Linked DNA regions of Homo sapiens: region 2 is linked to region 1. A link is an interaction called in ENCODE POLR2A ChIA-PET data of the cell type or tissue named here. Cell type or tissue: IMR-90. All regions are shown on one strand.

Region 1 (2,500 bases):
TTGCCTAGAAATGTGGACAATACAATTTACTCAGTTTTTTCTGACCAATTTAAATTTATCCTTTAACAGGATACCCTTTATGGAAGTGCACCAAAATTATACCCCAGCAGGCTTAACTATGCTTCTTCTGTGTTTCCACTATCCTAGCATAGATTATATGTATTCAATTTTTATATTTATGATATTTATGTATTTGCCTTGCTAGACTGTGGGAACAAAGACTACATCATATTCACTCTGAGGTCTGAGCATCTAGCACTGGGTCTTGCACACAGAAAGGACTCCAAAATACCCACTGAACTAAAATAAAAGTAATGGCCTGCTTCACAGTTTTCTATTCATGATTGAATCAACAGTATTGCAGATGATGTCAAGTAGGGATCAGTGTCAGTCACAGAGGGAAGAAAAGCAAAGTATGCAACCCAGGGGGATAACAGACACAAACCAGAAGGGTTCAATGCTAGTTTTCCCAGTGAGGGAGTCAACATTACCCTCATATGTGTAGTAATGGGTTTTTTTTTACAGAAAAACCACAGAGGTTTTCTTCCAATATATTTAATTGTTTTCTTGAGATCCCAGTTTATTGTGAGTGTTTTTACTCCTTAAGGGATTCGGATGTGGTGAAATTGATCCAGAATGACCTGCAATTCTGAAAATTAGAAGGCTGTTGAATATTTTCTTTGAAAATGTTAAAGAAAATGGGCATGTTGAAGTATCCCGGTCTTTGGTATTATGTTAGGGACTCTGAACAAGAAAAAGAATTCATCAACTATCACCATTTTTGAGACCAGAAAGTGAAAAAAAAAAAGCTATAACATGATCTATTTGAACCCAGATAAGATTTACAATTTTGCGAATACTCTAAGGTTTCAGCACCATTAAAGTTTTTTGATTGGCTTCTGCTTACAAGAATATCCTTCTGTATTTCCTAGGAGACTGTTCAGGAATATTCTAGGTAGAAACTTATTACTGGGTATATACCCAAAGGACTATAAATCATGCTGCTATAAAGACACATGCACACGTATGTTTATTGCGGCATTATTCACAATAGCAAAGACTTGGAACCAACCCAAATGTCCAACAATGATAGACTGGATTAAGAAAATGTGGCACATATACACCATGGAATACTATGTAGCCATAAAAAATGATGAGTTCATGTCCTTTGTAGGGACATGGATGAAACTGGAAATCATCATTCTCAGTAAACTATCGCAAGAACAAAAAAAAACAAACACCGCATATTCTCACTCATAGGTGGGAATTGAACAATGAGATCACATGGACACAGGAAGGGGAATATCACACTCTGGGGCCTGTGGTAGAGTGGGGGGAGTGGGGAGGATAGCATTGGGAGATATACCTAATGCTAGATGACGAGTTAGTGGGTGCAGCGCACCAACATGGCACATGTTTACATATGTAACTAACCCGCACAATGTGCACATGTACCTAAAACTTAAAGTATAAAAAATAAAAATAAAAATAAATAAAAAAATAAAAAAAGAATGTAAAATATTAAAAAAAAAGAAACTTATAAAGAGTTTTACTTAGAGGAGACAATTTCTTTTTATGTGATTCTGAGTCTCTTCCCCAGTGAAAAGCTGGTTTTCAGCGCAACTGTCACTGTTTCTAGCCATGACATCTCCTCCAGTAATAAGCTGGAAGGATCAACGATCTGAGATACCCCATCTCTCATAGTACTTGAAGAGCTCCAGTGTTATAATTTGAATTTCCAAAGGGAAAAGAAGATTAACCTAGTCCATCTACAAGGTCATAAAGGACCAGTTTAGGTTTCATCACTGTTCTCTCTGCCATAGATTCAGCTTTATCCTAAGGCTAGTTCCCTTTGCTATCACAGGATACCCATCAATACCAACACTTCCTCATGATTGTCAACAGCAGCAATAGACCAGGTGTCCTTGAAGTTTTCCTTTTGTCTAAGGAAATTTTTTACCAAAAGCCCCGAGAAAGTATCCTCTTACAGCTCATGGTTTGAAAGTATGTTTCTTGCCCATTTCTAGATAAATTATTGCCAACAGGAAAGGCCCCATGGTGGATTAGCTTAGGCTGAGTTTTACACCATTCTCTAGCAAGAGATGTAGGAATGACCATGATCTATATCATGTAATCAGGACCCTGAAACTGGAAGTAGGAAGCTCCACAATATGGAAGGGCTAGAATCACTGCTGGAGAGACAAATAGTGTTCACTGAGCATTGCTGCCTGCACTACAGGAATGCCATCAAATATCTGTGGAGCTGGTTAGATTTTTGATGTGTTCCTTCCGTCTCACATTTTGTTTTCCCTTGGTCTCTCATGAGGATTATTTCGTAGGAACTAAATGAACTGGCTTCTTCTGCCCTTAAGGGGAAGACAAGCTGGCAGGAACATTTGGCTGGGAAGGTGGATACATGAAGTCCCCTGGTTGAGAATCTGACTGCGGATCCCAAATCAAGATCTTCCTAGAGAAACAAGATGCCTCAGAACCTATCAGA
Region 2 (2,500 bases), 76 kb before region 1:
CAGACATTCTCCCAAGGCTACAGCCAGTGCAGTGTATTATAGGCAATCAGCATGATATGCTTAAGCCTAAATTGTCTTTCATTTGTAAAATGGAAACAAATATTGAGAAAGAAGACACATCCTCCAGATCTTTGAGCTCCCATCCCACCAATATCTAGGGTGCCTTCCACTGGTGGCAGACTGTGCACACAACTTTAGCACCTAAGTCAGAGCCACATCCACAGAGGTTAAAGTGAAGGACCTGGGTAACAATAACAGCCCTACTTCTACGAGATGGAAGAGCTAAGGTGAATGAGCCCTATTATTTTCTTGGGGTCCGTGACACTGGGAGAGCCAGCAAAAGTCCATGCTGGTGTCATGGATATACCCTGCAGAGGAACGTAGAAGAAGCCAGAAAAAAAAAAAAGGCATCAGGACTGTCTTCTCCAAAATAACCCACTCTGCTAGGTCAATCAACTGGTTCCAAGAACCAGCAGCTGGTGATAGATGTTTGTTCATGCTTATCTTCATATATAGGAACAGACATTTGCAATTAGCCCATGGCAGATTTTTGGAGCCATTCATGAACTGCCAAGTGATATCTGGCATTGGCATTTCCTCAGCCTTCTGGAAATAAAGCTTCCCTTTTGGGGTGGTGACCTGATTTTTCTGGGGATCAGAGAGGATGTTAGCAAACTGGTTTATCACCTCAGACAGAGAGATTTTGTCCATGGAGCTGTAACAACTCAGTGACAAGTTCAAGGACGCCCCTTCCTGAGGAGCTCAAGGCATAAGCCTTGCCTTGGATCAGCCATCCTGAGCCTGTCCCCAAAGTCCTGTCACCCCACAGGCAATCCACTTGGATTCAAAGGCTTCAAGGTCATCTCAAGGACTTGCTCTCTTGCGATGCAAAAAGTGAAAGACAAGAATAATACCCCAGAAGAAATGCATGCATTCTTCTTTAATGCCAGCTAGAAAGCTCTAATACACCTGGGTTTGAAAACAGCTTTCCATTACTCTCTGACATATTCATTCAAAACTAATGACTCAAAGCTCTCCTGCACTAGATGTTTGTGATCAGAAGATGAATAAGACCTGGTTCGTGCCTACAAGGACTCTGCAGCATGCTGGGAGAGATGAACGTGCAAGTCAGTACAGTCCACAGTGGTGAGTAACTTCATAGAAAAAGCACAACCCAGAGAAACTATCTGAATCTAGTCTGAGGGACGCATTGCTACAACACGTCCTTAGCTAAGGCTCGAGGAGGAAAGAAGTTGGCCAAGCAAAGAAAGGGCATGAGGAGAGATGGTTTCCAGGCAAAAGGAAAAAGAAAGAAGGCAGGTCCTTGTCCCTTTTGCTTGTTTCTACCTGTATTAGTATTCTATTGCTGCCATAGGAAACTATCACAAATTTGGTGGCTTAAAGCAACACAAATTCATCTTTGAGTTCCAGAGATCAGAAGTCTGACAGGGGTCTCACGGGGATACCATCAAAGTGCCAGCTGGGCTGCATTCCTTCTGGAGGTTCTAGTGGAGAATTCATTTCCTTGGCTGGTGATCTTCACTCAGCAATCGAAACCCTCTGACCTTTCTTTCTGCAGTTACTTCTCCTTCTCTGACTCTCATTCACCTGCCTCCCTCTTCCACTTATGAGGACTCTTGTGATTACATTGGACCCCCCAGATAATCCAGGGTTATCTCCCCATCTCGAGATCCTTAACTTAATTGCACCTGCAAATTCTCTTTGGCTATATTCACAGACTCTGGGGATTAGGACATGCACAACTTTGTAGAGGAGGTGAAGGGATTATTCTGAATACCACACTTTCTATGGCCCTAAATTGTTCCACCTACAAAATGGGTTGGATCTGATGGCCTCCAAAAACCTGTTCAGCTCTGCCAGTGGGTAGAAAAGTGTTACCCAGAGACTAGAGTCTGGCAGGTCAAGTCTGGAGACAGCAACATGACTCCATGCCAGATGTGTCTTAACAATTCAAGTGGCCTTTGATTTCCGGTCTTTGGTACAAGACAGCAAACCCCAGGATATGCCCAGCCATGCATACTTACGCCCATGATTCTGTAGCCTTCTCACTGGTAGAGACTCCGGGAAGTTGCCTTCTCCGCATCTGGAGCAAAAAGAAGTCCAAAGAAGATTCTCTTCCTTCATTACCTTGAAAGCCCTGTTCTAAAATCCCCCAGGTCTCTAGAATGAAAAAAAAAAAAAAAACTTTTTAAATATCCCAATCGAATTCATTTTTAACTGCTCCCCCACCAAATTCACTTAAGATTTCATCAAAACCCTATTCAAATCGTTACAGTAAATGTGATAGTAAATTAAAAGCTTGTAGCACAAAATTAAGCCAAGTCAACAACCATTTTCACTGAAAAGATGGCTAATTCCCATTGGTAAAGGGGGAGAATTAAATGAGTAGTGGAAAATAACATTGCCTGATTAGGAAAAAATAAAAATAAAACCTAAAATGAGAGTCTGGGACTTTGAGCTCAAGTTTTAATTTGGCCCC

The links. ChIA-PET counts read pairs that join two places held together with the same protein. Peaks named below come from ENCODE experiments on the same cell type or tissue, not always from the same donor. Only the 100,000 strongest peaks of a DNase experiment are listed, where the experiment ranks them.
Region 2: POLR2A ChIA-PET joins it to region 1 with 8 read pairs; 2 of 35 experiments call an interaction of 5 or more read pairs at or near these places.

What each region holds. Positions count from the first base shown.
Region 1 is chr2:19,199,516-19,202,015 of GRCh38, forward strand. No RefSeq gene overlaps it. Among named protein-coding and RNA genes, the nearest start is that of MIR4757, 150 kb to the right of the region's middle. In IMR-90, no CTCF peak of the experiment used is centred here; no DNase peak of the experiment used is centred here.
Region 2 is chr2:19,123,207-19,125,706 of GRCh38, forward strand. No RefSeq gene overlaps it. Among named protein-coding and RNA genes, the nearest start is that of LINC01376, 97 kb to the left of the region's middle. In IMR-90, no CTCF peak of the experiment used is centred here; a DNase peak (open chromatin) is centred at 1,105; H3K27ac peaks cover 996 bases.